2 separate regions of the Homo sapiens genome follow, and region 2 is linked to region 1. A link is an interaction called in ENCODE POLR2A ChIA-PET data of the cell type or tissue named here. Cell type or tissue: endothelial cell of umbilical vein. All regions are shown on one strand. Region 1 overlaps LOC105372130 (a long non-coding RNA gene). Region 2 overlaps TCF4 (transcription factor 4).

Region 1 (8,000 bases):
TAATACGTAGAGTATGTACAATTACATGGCTATTGTAGTTGGTTGTTATTACTACTACTAATTGTTATGGGTTGAATTGTATCTCCCAAAAAGACATGTTGAAATCCTCACCTCTAATACTGTATGTGACTTATTTGGAAATAGGGTGGTTGTAGATGTAATTAGTTAAGGTGAGATCACACTGGAGTAGGGTGGGGCACTTAATCTGATATGACTGGTGTCCTTATAAGAACGAAGGGGATATGAAGACAGGCACACAAGAAGGATGCTGTGTGATGAAGAGGCAGAGATTGGAATGGTGCAGCTGCAAGCCAAGGAACCCCAAGGATTGCTGGCCTCCTGGAAGAGACAGGAGAGAATTCTACCAGAGTTTTGGAGGGTGCATGGCCCTGTTGGCACCTTGATTTCAGACTTCCAGCCTCCAGAACTCAGAGAATAAATTTCTGTTTATTTTCGCTATCCAAAGTACTTTGTAGCAATAGTCCTAGGAAACCAATCCAATGACACTAAAGCTATAGATTTCACAAAACAGAAATCACCCACATAACAAATTCTTCCCCTTTCTCTTTTTTCTGCTTAACCCAACTTTCCTAACACCTCCTTAGTTCTCCATGCTCCTCTTTGTACTCATTTTATTTTTCCCTTATATCTTTTCTTTTTTTTTTTTTTTGAGACAGAGTCTTGCTCTGTCGCCCAGGCTGGAGTACAGTGGCGTGATCTCGGCTCACTGCAACCTCCGCCTCCCGGGTTCAAGCTATTCTCATGCCTCAGCCTCCAGAGTATCTGGGATTACAGGTGCGCACCACCACACCCGGCTAATTTTTGTATTTTTAGTAGAGGTGGGTTTTCACTACGTTGGCCAGGCTGGTCTCAAACTCCTGACCTCAAGTGGTCAGCCTGCCTCAGCCTCCCAAAATGCTGGGATTACAGGCATGAGCCACTGCACCTGGCCCCTTATATCTTTTCTAAGTTTAAAATCGTATGTTAAAAGACACTGGCTTTAAAATATGGTTTAAAAAAAGCAATTTAGCAAACAAAAAAAGCCCACCAACTAAACAACAGGACAAAACAAGAAAGGACCATGTGAGAGGTAGAAAGGGTAATTTTGCTAAGCCTGAAGGTTTGGGAAAAGAATAGATGAGTGAATAACATGAAGTAAATAGAAGTTGGACATGAAAACCATTATTTAGATGAGTACACAAATGAAACCTTCCCTTAACCGATTCTCGCAAGCCTGTGTTTAGGAAGGGAATTTTTATATTATAATTTCTACATGCTGAGTATAGTATAGAAACTAAATTTCTTCTCATTTGTTTTTCGAGATTAGTTTCTAAATTTTGTTCACTTGTGCATTTTGGAAACATTTGGGTTAGTTTTCGCAGGACAAGTCTTAACCCTTTCATAAATGAACACATGAGAATAGAAGGGTACTTTTTTGCCTGTCTCCCCAGGAAAAGTAACTACAAGCAAGACACAAAGTCTTACGAGAAGGGACAAGGCAAGCCCCTCAAGCAAATGATTCACATTCCACTCTTATGCTTCCCCTAAATCCTGGAGTGTTCTTCATCTTCAACTTCCCAGGTTCAGACTGGCAGTTTGGATTCCTTTGGTGTCTCTTTGAATCACTGGAGGATTTAGTCTTGAACATATGAGCTGTGGGAATATGCAGTGTAGATAGCAAATTTACATACGTATATATTTAATATATATTAAATTATTAAAATAATTTAAACATATTTATATGTTTAAATACATATAATATGCATGCGTATGTATATATATGTTTTTAAATTGTATTATTCTGATCATGTAATTCTAGTCCCAATTTACTAAAAAATACTGGTTTGATTTTCTTCTTTATTTTTTACTTTTTCTTTTCTTTCTCTGCCTCTATCTCCCCACTTTATTTTTCAGGAAAGGATGGAAAAGTAGGGGTGGAGGGCGAAGAGGTTGGAGAGGAGAAGGAGGCAGGGCCTGCAAACAAAATACATGAATTTAACACTTAATTATAGTTAAAGTAAGCACTATTTTGGGTCATAGGAAAACATGCTCAACGCTTCAATATAAATATTTGTAAGGGCATTGCCTACCATTTTTTATAATTATAATAAAAATTATCTTATGGTACAGCAAAAAAATTACATAAGACTGATTACTGTCCTTGAGATATCTTTTAAAAAATCAAGTATGTAGGCAGATCTAGGAATTTAAAAAAATACAGTATGCTGCTGTATTGACATCTTAACATGCAGACAATCAGATGTAATATACAAGTTTGCCTTAATTTCTGGAACATGTACATTCTTGAAAACTTCATTATTCACTGAACAAACACTTATTTGACACTTCGCATTATTTTAAGGGCCTTACAAATATTTAGTTATTTAATTTTTCTAACAATTTCATGAGTTAGGTATTATTACGCTGTATTTTAAGACAGGGAAACTGAGAAACAAAGAGGTTAAGGAACTTACCCAAGGTCACACAGCCAAGTACGGGACTCGAACCCTGGCAATCTGGCTCCATGGCTGTGCCCTTAACCACTGTGCTATGCCACATCTCACAAATCACATTTTTATTAGTCAAAATTTTTATTTCTATTTTCTTATTAGGAGAAATCCCATGGTAAATTGGAAACACAAAAGACCATTTTGTTAAGTGGATTTTTACCCATCAAATTCATCTTACATGAAAACTACTTTTTCATGATGGTTTCTCTTAAAACAAGATCTAAGTATAATTTCAAATATTATCTTTGTAATAGATACAAAATGCAAGCATACAGAATTTTCCCTTTGACATAACAAATAATTTTGATAATCACATACAGCAGACTCCTGTCTGCCATAAAGATGCAAAGCCTTATATCTGAACTTTGTGTTTAAAAATTCTAAAATTTCTTTGGCATTTCTATGCTTCATTTGAATCATGCAATATGTGATATTAAGAAGTGCTGGCTCTCAGTTTGGCCCTTTCTTTAAGAAAGGTAACCTTATCCACAGTTCTCATTTTTTTCCCTTCCCCTCTGGGTTATTTTCCTGTGGAGTAAGGGAATCATCAAGGAAGACTGCCACGTGGTAACAGAGAGCAATTTCAAACACACCCACCAGTGATGATCAGGCCACCAATGATGAGGTGACTTTCCATTTATGACTCGATAAGGACAAGTAGTATCCTTGTGTACGGATAGTGCATGTTGTAACATAGAAACTGAGAGCTCGGTTTTGAATCCAAGGCAATTTTGACTGGCTGCTAGTGCAAAAATATGAATAGTTACACTTGCAGCCAGATGACAGAGAGATGATACACATCTAGTCATATCTATATATGAAAAACCTTGTTTGGGGAATTTATAAAAAAATCACCAGAATTTCCCTACAGTTTCTAGGTGTTTTCTTTCCTATGAAACACACACAGATGCTTTTCTGTTGCTCTTGGACAAAAAGCATATGCAATGAGAACGTGTATGCTTTTCTTTCACTGCACATGCTATTTTAATGATTGGAAGTTTAGTAGAATTGCTAGGATTTGTTTGGTGCTGGATATCTTTAGGTATAAAAAGGAGAGGCGTCAGACACAGAGCTGGAGAGACTGATCTTATTCATCAAGACCCAAATTTTTTTAAAAAAAGTATTACTTTCCCTCTATGCTGTCTCCCCCACCTCAAAGAAACAACATCCTAAAACCACAAACCCTTATCTCCACTCCCATAGGACTGTGGGAGTTAGATGACTCAGGTCTTCAAAAAGAAAACACAACATCTTAGAGAACAAGCTGTTTCTTTTAGTTGGAACAACAAGACAATAGCAAACAATAATACATAATAATAGCCAAGGTAATGCCATGAGCATATGACCTCACTCCCATTGTGATTTTCCTTAAGGACTTTTCTGGGAAGGTCCCAAGAGCAGATTTTTCTAAACAGCTGTGCAATATTCTCCAGAAAGGCCCAGGTCTTTTACTTCTCCTCTTTTCATGAGTGCACTGTGATTGGAAGGAGACCAACTGAGTGAGGGTGTCATCTTCAACAATCACCAGGCTTTCACTACAGATTTCAAAAGAATGTAGCCCAACCACAGTAAGCCCTGATACAGGAGTCCTGAGAAAGATCCATTGGATTTTTGAATTATAGCTTCAGTTCTATAAAAAGTAGCAACTGTACCCACTGACAAAGCAGGCCAGTTCTCCAGTAATTTTAGCCCATGGTGTGTTACTTCTCATGTTGGCAGTTACCCGCTAGTGACCTGCTTGCTCTGGTTTTAGTAGTAGCTTTGAGCTGAGCTGGTTGATGTTGATTGAGGTATGAGAGAGGACAATTTTCAACTGCTGAAATGATGCAATGATGGCCAAGAATCAGCAAATTCCTTTCCTTCTTGAGGAGATTGGCTATTGGTTCATTTATGGCTGAGAAATTGGAGATGATCATTTCTGATGAGTCCTGGGAACACTAGTGACATCTGGGCCGCTTGGATAGTCTAGGACTTCTCCCTCCAGGACTGCTAATACCACAATGGGCAAGGTAAGGAGGCCGACATTCCTGCAATGGCCCATAGCCAGACTTTTACAGTTGGTCTCAATCTGATCAAATATAGGGTTCCTATGAGTCCTCACCCAAGAAACAAATACAGATACCATTTAGGTCAATAATAACCCTTCTGTTTGGGAAATTAAGCATCACCTTCGTTAGCTATGGGGCCCCATTTCACAAAGCATGACTGTGTGAACTGGTCTGGGTGTTGCAGGTTGATTTTCCCAGGAAGCAGACATTGAGATGGAGGTTGGCATGCAGGAATTTATTAGGCACTGTTTTGGGATCAACACCTAGGGGAGGAAAGGTAAGGAGGAGTAGGGAAGGATTTGGAAGGAGTAGTTGGGTTGTGATGCTGTCTCAGTGTAGGCTTCAGCCAATCTTATGGAGTCTGGAGGATGGGAAGACCCTTCAGAGTTTCCCATATTGGGATGAGGGGCCAGACATCAAACCCCTACTTCGGCCTATTGATTTGGGGGCAGAGGCCATTAAAAAAAATACTCAGATCTGTGTTTGCTGCCGGAACTGGGGCTGTGTATAACGTGGAAAATTAGATGGAAGTCAAAGGTGAACTTGATAAGCTCAGAGAATTTACTGGCATTTTCAAAATACATTGGAGGGTCAGAAGCAGGAAGGTGATGAAGTGATGCAGGTACACAATATAGAGCCTTAACCTGTACAGAGAATGGTTGGTGTTTACTATGCATAGGTGTTATCATGGGCAATATTCTAGGCATCATAATTAAATTATTATTTGTAATATGATTAAATTTTTAAATTCTTACAACAACTTAATGACATATATATAACTGTTCCCATCTTTTTACAGTTGGGGAAACTGATGCAGGGTTTGTAGACAGTAAAGACAAGGTGCTACCTTGGAAATCTGGACACATGGCCCAGGCTCTTGACCACTGTCTTATATTGGCTCTCCTGATGCACTTGCCCTTGCCTTTCATGCATGCCCTTCAGGGTTACATGTGACTGGACTCCATTAGGGTGGAAGAGGGTTAACAGAACTTGCAAACAATGATGTGCAGAAATGGAACAACTAGAGTGGGACTATGTCAGGGTGAGGAGGCCTGGTACTGGGAGAAACAGGATCTCATGATCCTAGAGAGGATGAAATCCAGGGTACAGGTGAAGGAATTAAATATAACAGGAAGGGACAGGATACTTACGGAGTAGGAATAAGAATAGGTCTTGTCATCTCTTAAGGACAGATAATGTTTGGCTGTGTCCCCAACCAAATCTCATTTTGAATTGTAGCTCTCCTGATTCCCATGTGTTGTGGGAGGGGCACAGAGGGAGATAATTGAATCATGGGAGCAGTTCCCCCATGCTGTTTTCATGGTAGTGAATAAGTCTCATGAGATCTGGTGGTTTTATAAGGGATTTCCGCTTTTGCTGGGCCCTCATTCTCTCTTACCTGCTGCCATGTAAGACGTGCATTTCACCTTCTGCCGTGATTGTGAGGCCTCCCCAGCCACGTGGAACTGTGAGTCCATTAAACCTCTTTTTCTTTATAAATTACCCAGTCTCAAGTATGTCTTTATCAGCAGCATGAAAATAGACTAATACAAGGACACACTGATGTAAATTTCTTTCATTTATGTGTCAATCACTTCCATCCATAATGTTGTTCTTGGTCTACTCTGGAGTCAGGCTTCTTAGGTTTGGCTGTTTCTAGCACAACTTTCTGAGATTCCACTTCTTCATCTATAAAATAGGATGGGGATTGAATAAAAGAATTCATCTGAAGTGCCTAGTACTGTGCCCAGTGCACCTAAGGCCCTGAATAAATAATGCCTATTTCCTCTCTTTAGTCATCCTCTGCTCTCCCCCATTCTATCTTTCTGTATATAATAGATGTCCGGTAGATATGTGATGATTGGCTAGGTCAAGTCTAGTCCTGTATTAATGTCTACATTCCTGTAGGCTCCATTAGGAAACTGAGCAAATTAACATATTCACAAGTGTCCCTTCATCTCCTTCCATCGAGGAGCAGCTGGTAACTAACTGCATTAGAGGCAAAGTCAAGCCTGGTGTTGACAGACACAGATTCTGCACGAGCTTTAGCAGCCGTGTCAGCACTAGACACCCAAGATGACAATTAGGAAAAAGAACAAACAACTTCAGGGAAAAAGTGTTCTTAAAAGTAGTGAGCGGCAGAGTAAACAAGCAAACAGATATAAAGGAATCAATCACTCAATCACCACTGATAGCCTGCACTGTCTGGGGGATATTATCTGTTGGATGCAGCTGTGGAAAGGTGATCTCAAGACTAGCTTTGGATTCCCAGGCCTGTCTTAGGCCCCTTCTCTAGTCCTAAGAAAAATCATTTCACCTCCTTTTTGCTTTCAGTTTCATTAATAACAGCTCACCATTATTGAGCATGTACTATATGGCAGGCATTGTTTGATTTTAATTGTAACTGTAAAAAGGAGGTACTATTGTTTAGTTCAAAGGCACATGTGGGGAAAGTGAGTCACAGAGATGTTGAACAATGCTGGCATTCAAAGCAGGACAGTTTGGTTCCACAGTTCATGTGCATAAACACCAAGCTTTATTGTCTCTTATGTGCTCAAAGGACAAGTGAAACTTCACAAAATGAGTGAAGCAAATTTGTTATTGAGTGTTTGGAACTATGCTTGGAGTCCTTGCATTTAAAGGCTGAACAATGTTAACAACTGTTAAGTGGGAAGGGTAGACTAACTTCTTCAAGTGCTTGTAACTACAAGCATGGTCCTGATGCATTTCAGTCTATTAGATGAAGTGACCTAATCTATCCTTAATACTGTATTGAAAATTACGATCGGGGATTCGTACATTGCTCATCTCGAGCTGGTGAGTGCCCAGAACAGTTTTCTTTATTCTCACAAGACTAGAATTTAATGGAACCAGCCCTCCAACTACCATGAAAGCTTCAAGACGAGGTACAACATCAGTGCACACCTGCATGTCATCAGTGAAGTCATTAAGTGAGCAGACAAGAACAGCCTGCCATCATGCCTGTTTATTGTCAACACTGAAGAGGTATTGACAGTGTTGAGACAGGCTGTCACTGAGGAAGCTGAGATTGAATCAACAACCAGCAGAACATCCACCCCAATGGAAACCCTTTCCTTGAGAAGCATCAAAACAAAATGTACAGAGGGCCCATGTATTCAGGGAATCTCCCATTTTGCTTGCTCAGACACAAAGGACATGGGTTACATGAAAAGCAGATAAAGTATTGCATGGCTGCATGAAGAAATGACTGCTGAGCTGAGTTAAAACTCAGAATGTAAGTGGGTTCAGCATCTATTTCTGTGATTTATTTATTATTTATTGAATCTTCCATCCCTCATATCTACACATCAAATAGGGAACACTAAAAAGCCATGTTATGGCCAGGCGTGGTGGGTCACACCTGTAATCCCAGCACTTTGGGAGGCAGAGGAGGGTGGATCACCTGAGGTCGGGAGTTCGA
Region 2 (8,000 bases), 380 kb before region 1:
AAACAATTTAAGAAGTATCTCTTATCAAATAGTCATAATTTTATTTGAGCTTTAAAAAAAGCATGGCAGAGGTCTAAAAATATAGAAATACAGATCTGCTACTAGAAAAGTGTGACCATGTCTACTGCAGACCTTTTTTGGAATCAAGTTAAAATAAATATTTTGTGTGGTGGTAAGCCATGTGGATCTTGTTGTAAGTAATAAGCAATTGATATTTACAACAAAGCTTACATAAACTAAGTTAAATTGCTATGAAAATAGAGCTGGGATTTTTTTAGGTAATGAGTAAATGGATGATTAAATTATAAAATTACCTAAACTTGTTCTTCTTGCTCAAAAAATTGCAATAAAAATTTCATTTTGAATTGTATTTTCTTCCTCCTTATATTTCAGAAAAAAGGCTATTCATCAAAATGTTTCATAAGGACCATGAAAACATTTAGTCAAGATAAATCTTCTAAGAAGAGTAAATCCTAAACTGACCACTAAAAACAGAAAATTAAATAGAATAAAACTAAATTCCTAATTCCCAAGTTTTGTTTATTGGGAAAGAAAGGAAAATTATTTTTATATTTCTGAATGTATCACGACATAGCAGCAACACCTAAATTGTCTTAACAGCAAAGAAAACACTGTACCAGTAAAATTTTCTAAAGGGGCCAGTTAGCTATAGGGAAATACTTAAACATTTACAACGAATTATGAAAATTGTTGTTGACAGTGATTAAGCAGATACATACCATCCAATGCCACACCAATGCACTCCTTAGAAATTGTCTAGATTTCTGCCTAATCTTAGCATTGGATAAAACAAGTTAATTTGAATATGAAGCATAAGGAGGGTATGATAGCTTTAAGTTTTTTATGGCTTTTATAGGACAGTTATTCCATTGTTTCAGAACATTCAAAGGTCCACCAAATGCATTTAATATTGTCCATATTAAGTTCAGGCATGTTTAAAATGTAAACAGCTGTTAGGACTGTATCATTTGAAGTTGTCATAAAACCTATTAAAAGCTAAAGTTTCATCAACATTAAATCCACCCCTAACTTCAAGCTTAAAATATGCTTATAAAATCCTTTGGGCATATTAGTCAATTTCAATACAACACAGAAATTCAAACAATAAACAACTGAGTACAATTTTAAGTGACTTATTGCTAGTTGAAAGTGACTATACACCATTGGCAATCTTATTTACACAATATTTTTCTATATTTATGAATAATTTTGTGATGCTTCTTCAACATCACCAACTCTATGATAATCAGCATACAAAATTTACTCTTTTTCCTGATAAGACTTATTCTGATATATTCATTTAATAATTGTTTGGATGAGCTGAACTGAAATCAAGTCAAATACACAGGTGTTTGGGTTAATCTAATCTTAGCACATTTGCAAGACCTATTATTCTTCTAATACATTAAAAATGAAATGAAACTAATATGCAAGCATTGATTGGTAATATACTTTAAGAAATCTAAATATGATTTTATATTAAAGTATAAAAACAATAAGTCTCAGCATTCTTTTCAAAGAATACTAGTACTCTACAGAATTAAATCAAAACTTTATATCACAGCAAGGAAGAATGAAAAAAAGGAGGAAGGATAAAGAAACAAAGAAAGAAGAGAGGAAACTATGTTTTCATTTTATATGAGGAGAAAATTACTAGAAATGGACTAGTCCTAAATAAAATTAAATACAATTATCTAGGAACGTAAGAATTCAAAATATGATATCATGTATTGAGTTGTGATCACAACCAACTTTTGCTGTACTAGGGACCTGGGGGTGGGTGGGGGATATCAGCAACTTCTGCATAGAGCTCCAGCTGTTAAAAAGACCCAGAATGCTCTTGGTTACAGCTGACTACTTCTAGTTGTCACCTGGTAGTAAAGACACAAATGGCTACTGATGCAGCTACCTTTGCAGCCTTTATTCAGCAACCTCTCCAGAAAATAGAGACATTCTTCCTGCACTCTGGGCTGAAACCCATGTAAATTTTTCCTAAATCCTCTCCACAAATCTCCTTTCGCATGCAAATCCATAAATCATCATAATACTGACAAAGAATTTAACCAACACATGAAACTAATACTCATTCTCTTGCAAGCCCTGTACAGGTAAAACTCCTCAAACTTCAGGCACCTTTTCAAGGCTCTCTTTAGAGCTTAACCTGCTGAATATCAACATAACCACCCAGTCTTCCAGGATGTGCAATTAATCACTCCAATGTGGGTCAGGTGGCTGGATGTGCAGGTCATTTCTACCTCATCCACCTTCTAGATAAACGTGCTGCTCTGGGCGCATGGAAACTCATTTACTTCTATCTCCTTCCCATCAATACAAAACAGAACAAAATAAGCAATATACAAAGCAGAAACAAGCAGTACTTACTGAAGATGGCAAACCTGGAGGAACTTTTCGAACTTTCTTTGTCTGTACCTCTGAAAGAAAATGAAGATGCTTTCAGCTCCCAAATGCCCATTTTCCTAACTAAGATAGGTTAAACCACAAAGACTTCTAGATGATACCACATTTCCTTAAATCATTACCTTAGCAAACTGTAGTTACCACGATCACATTCGATTCTAGCAGAAATCAAATTCTGCTTTGTTCATAAAAATGAAGATATTTAACTTTTTGCTACTTTGATCTTTTAATAGCTTCCTTATGGGTGCAGCTAAGAGAAAACTAGACATAAGCAGACACCAAAAAAGTTCTGCTACCATAAGCTGTTAACGTACCTACTCAGTGTACTAGGGGGGAAGTCTCCAGGCTGACAACTGAGCCAAATTTTATGGTTTTCTTGGGGTGGGAGGTAGGATGGGGGGGCGATATTTTAAAGAAAGAAAGAAAAAAAGAAAAAGGCATAATCATCCCTCAGGCATTCAAACAAAGGAATACCTTACCCATGGCACTACTGTGAAGAGGCCTCCTTCGGGGATTATTGCTAGAATACTGATAGTACTGGGAACCAGGTTTGGTGGGCGAAAGGGTTCCTGGGTTGCCCATATCCATGTCACCTCCAAGGAGACTCTGCTAAAAGGTTAAAAAGGGAAAACAAACATATAAGGTTAATTTTTTACTTTCACCACCTCCCAACTGATTGTTAGTACTTAAACCAATGCAATAAAGCAAACAGCATCTGCTAAGCTGAGACAATTAAAACAAAACAAAAACCCAAAAGAAAGGCAGTCTAAGAAGCTATCACAAAGTTTGTGAATTTTTAATTCTTTACTTTTAGGAGGAAAGTAGATGATTCCCTTTAAACAATATTTTTTTAAGTCTTTTAAGATGACTCACGTTTTCATTTCACAAAACAAATGGCATTTATATAAGACTAATGTTTCCTTTCTCTAGACTGAGGCTCATATCTGGGAACTATTCATCCCCTTCCTTAACAAGAAGAACCTCATTTTGTGAACGCACACAACTTCCCCTGGCTGCATACACTGGGGGTAAGTGTAGCCTATGAACTCGACTGAGAACCCTGCCTCTCTGTACCGCATATCATGATTCTCCACGAACTGACATAGCACCCACAGAAGAGAAAATGCCAACTGAACCAAGAGGAAATTCAAATCCTCACACTAACTCTCAAAATTACAGAAATAGCAGATATTCCAAGCTAACAGCCACAAAGGACTTCAGAATGCCCTCTTGAGGTCTATCGGAAGCTAAGACACATCCCACAGATTAAACATTTACCTGAACACTAGAAAACTTCCACAATAACCTATCACAGTGTGACAATTATTAAACTTCTAAAAATGATGACATCAGAAAGATTATATAATATTACATTTTCTAAAAACTACATAGAAACTTACCCATAATATATAAATCGCTTGATTATACTCTGCATTGAACACATTGTTCTTTTAATTATTCTGATATGCAATAAAACAAGAGTAGATAGTACCATTTATATTAAGAACAAATTTACTATTTAATAAAGAAATTTTAAAATTAAGTACTAAAAATCTAACTTTATCGTTACTTGTAATCAACTTTTACTGACTGAACTAATTACTGTCCTTGATAAAGTACAGAATGTGTTTTCCCTAATCTAAATTCTAATCACCATGTCACTCACAACAGACTTAGGGATGCTTCACTAACACACTATTCACATGCAAAATACTCTAAATAGGCCAATTATGACTCTGCCCCTGTTCCCTGGTTAACCCGCTGAGAACTGAAAAATTTCACAAGGCAGTCACCAACTAAAACAAAGGGTCCTTGTTTTAAATTAAGACAGTCTTTTTGATTCCTAAATAGCTCAACAAAGTGGCATGTCTTCTAGTGAAAGCAGTTGGTCAAATATGACCCATAAGCTGGAAAATCAAAAATTCAAACCTCCCCTTTCCACCGCCATATAGCTAAATATCATAAAGAGAACCTCTCTATTCCAAGGGGTTTTTCTGAGTGTTGGATGAGTCATATATAAAGGACTAATCAGCTACTGACAAGCTCGCCTTTACTGATTCCAGTTTAAGACTTTTTCAAGAGATATGTAATAAACATTACTTCAAAATACAACTTCAAGGATGAGATTTCAGATTGAAAGCACATTTTGAGTAATAAACTCATTGCTAGTATCTTAATGTTTACCACATAAATACCTGATAAAACCAGATTTATCAGATAAAAATCTGACATCTGCATGCTCAACTATTGCCTCTTTTGAACTTATGAGACATATTAAAACACTACACAATGACAAACTAAAACATAAGGCTTATTATAATAAAGTTTTGCATAAATCAGAAATCTAGTAACAAATAATTTATCATTTAGGAGTGGCATTCAAAAGTTTTTGAATCTCAACCTAAATTTCACTCTTCGCATTTCTTATTAACAAAGAAAGTTACAGTGAAGTCTGTGTCCAAGTTTTCTTTGAAATTTCCATCAATAAAGCTGTGAATGATTTGAAATCACAACCTCCTTACAGTTTGGTAAATCTACGAATGAGTCTTCATTTCATTGGAAAGAGGAGTTTGAAAATAACTTTGTATTCTAGACACAAATCACCCCTATTTCTTCATTTTTCTTTCTCTAGAAGTATATTAAATATTCAGAAAACGGCTAAGCAAATATGTTGAAATGCTTGCTTGTGTTTTTAAATGAGTTTAACCATTGGTTAATTCCTCTTGGTCCTGGTGGCAAAGGTTTTCACTCTCAAGAAATTAAATGCATTCAAGGGGTCAACCTAAAAACACACACTTGCTATACTGTCTTTTAGCAGCATTCACAATAGAGCTGTGAAAAATATAAAATAACTACAAAACAGCTACAGGCTGTGGTTGACCTTATTGTTGTTAACTTAAAAGAAAATAATTTCATGGGCCAGTCATAATAAATCACGCATCCAACTCTTACATATGCAGGCGCAAGGACTATGTGCAGTAACATAGCACTAGGACCAGATAGCACTTACAAACCTTTAGTGGTTCCTGTTAATCTTTATTTTTTTCACAAAGCACATTCCTGTTTCTTTCTCCTTAGACCTGTTTGTTCCTATTTCTTTCTCACTTGGACAATAGAATCATTCTTCTAAAGCAACAAAAATAAACATTTCCTCACATTTAAGGGGGCCCTAAACACCTCCTTAGGGAAAATGAAGATAAAAATATATGTGTTCTTATTGTAGAGTATACTTATAAAGCGAACAATGACCATTTACTATTGTCTGGCCTTTACGTCAGATACTTAACTCTCTGTAGCAATGAGAAAGATAAATTTTCCACTGGCTGAAAAACCTGAGTTTATGAATTTTAAAAAGTGAATGGCGTTTGATTTAAAGTAAATTAAATTTTGCACAAAATGGATAAGGTATTTGTTTATATTATGAATTTACCTGCATATATAGATATAGCTCTGAAGACAAGTTTCTGCTTAATAAAAGTTAAGCTTGAAAACTACATCTACTTTCAAAATGGGCAAATTCATCCTGGCCTTAAATAGGATTATAATGGTTTTAGGTTTTTCACATTGTGCAAGCTCATGTTCTGCGGTTATGCTGGGTCCCAGTAGTAGGCTGCCCGAATCTGCCAGGAAACACTGGAGGCAGATGTGGCATCTGGCAGAGCTAACCTGTAAATCTTAAACCCATAGTTTAGCATTTTGCTTAACTGTCCACAGTGTGATGAGACAAGCCCTTCCCCTTACTCGCTCCTAATTTTTTTTCCCAAAAGACCTAAAATACTGTAACCAAAGAATAAAACACACTGACTTTATCAACCAGGTTGGAATGTTTTGGGGTTCACCCTCTGCAGCCAATTCCCCTGCAAATGGCCATTCCTAACTTGGCCATTCAAATCCCCAAATACAGCACTCTGTGAGTGTCTTTTTCAATTAAAATTTTGTTGTTTGTTTTACATCGGATTTGTTTGTTTTACATCAGATATAGGTCTCAGAATGTCTTTCGAACACATTCTCAACCCTGCCCCCATTCCTTTTCAGGGGAGCTTCTTAACAGCCTTGATCAACCACTGAACTTTGCTTATACAACCAAGAAAGCAAACCATGAATTAAACTTGAGTAACAGAAAAGCAGCATATATCTCAAATTAGATTTATAACTGAATGGTAATCAAAAATAGAACTCACTGCTTGAAGCTTAAATTATCAACTTTTTTCTAGTTAAACTAAAATCATCTTGCTCTGAACTATTATTTCATTTCAGTCAGCACTTTAAATGTAATGGGTGGGTGGTACATTTCTAAAAAGGAAGATTATATTTACACTTAATTATAGATATGACTGAGATCAGAGTACGATGAATACTGCTTTTTTGGCTTATAATTAATGCATCTAATAGGTGAATGACCTTGAATTTCAGAGTTGGAAACTGGAAGAGGGGAAAAAAGAAGTAGGAGAAAGAAAATCTCTGGAGAAAAGCAAATGTGCCCCTGGTTTCTCAGGGCTTTCTCGATTCTGCGTCACTCCCATTACGTTGTGATCCGGTATCAGACACAACATCTTGGGGGGATGTTGCAGAACAGAGAAAAGCAGTCTCAGATGAAACCAGATTAAGCTCTTTTTCTGAACTATTGCCAAATGCTTGTGAGTCTAATTCATGTTTGGGTATTCTAGTACTCACACAGCTGCAATTCCATTCTTTCATCACAAACCTAAGTGATGTATAGTGGCTTTGTATGGTGAACTGACTCTATAAAGCCAGGATTTTTTAAAATGTTAATATGGAAAAAAATTCTGAACCACTATAAAACTTATGAATGCAAAATATATGTGTAGGTATCTACCAGACTTTGTGGCATTAAATGCAAAATACACATTGAGTGAAATTACAAGTTAGATTTGTTTAAAATACCTTTTATCACAACCTAGGTCATTTCTACATAGCTAATTCTGCACAGAATCGGGTTTTCAAAGACACTGCTGAATAAGATTCCTAACAGCCATGGGGAAGTTTCTGTAAATCCCTGTCGAATAGTTGCTGCTGAATGTGCCATTCTGACCACAGAAGGGCCATTGCTGACTTACTACAGTAGCAGGAGGGGGGCGATAATTTTGCTGCTGTTGGCACTTACTCTGCAACCTAGAATATATCTCGCACCAAAGGGCAATGAAGAACACAGTATTTCCACCTGTCCACTTTTGAACTTCAAAGCTCAAAATTGAAGGTCAGTCTTTGGACAGTCTTCTTTCCTGATTCCTGAAGGTCCAAGAGTACACCTTTATAATTTATTTTTATTTCTGTCCTATGCTTGGTTTCAACAAAAGAGGACTTGGGTAACTTACAAAGACCAAGATATCTTGCAAATCAGGGACTTAAAAAACTGCTGTGCTGCAGAGAAATACAAATTACTGAAATTATTATTTAGCAAACATTTTTAAAGGTTTTTTGTCAGTGTTTTTTATTTCTACATTAAACATATCATGCACATTGTGTCTGTAACAAGTCAGAAGTAGAAGTCAAATCTATTAAGGAAAGAGGGAGGGCTTTAAGGTCAGACCAATCTGGTT

The links. ChIA-PET counts read pairs that join two places held together with the same protein. Peaks named below come from ENCODE experiments on the same cell type or tissue, not always from the same donor. Only the 100,000 strongest peaks of a DNase experiment are listed, where the experiment ranks them.
Region 2: POLR2A ChIA-PET joins it to region 1 with 8 read pairs; 1 of 35 experiments calls an interaction of 5 or more read pairs at or near these places.

The regions. Positions count from the first base shown.
Region 1 is chr18:55,728,622-55,736,621 of GRCh38, forward strand. All of the region lies in intron 2 of LOC105372130 (a long non-coding RNA gene), which reads left to right. Among named protein-coding and RNA genes, the nearest start is that of LINC01415, 49 kb to the right of the region's middle. In endothelial cell of umbilical vein, no CTCF peak of the experiment used is centred here; a DNase peak (open chromatin) is centred at 6,970; H3K27ac peaks cover 1,505 bases.
Region 2 is chr18:55,347,956-55,355,955 of GRCh38, forward strand. It overlaps TCF4 (transcription factor 4), which reads right to left. Exons shown (of 20, transcript NM_001083962.2): 7 at 2,919-3,048; 8 at 2,404-2,453. Among named protein-coding and RNA genes, the nearest start is that of TCF4-AS1, 100 kb to the right of the region's middle. RefSeq lists enhancers at 2,418-3,113, 3,492-4,858, 3,745-4,584. In endothelial cell of umbilical vein, no CTCF peak of the experiment used is centred here; a DNase peak (open chromatin) is centred at 3,429; H3K27ac peaks cover 659 bases.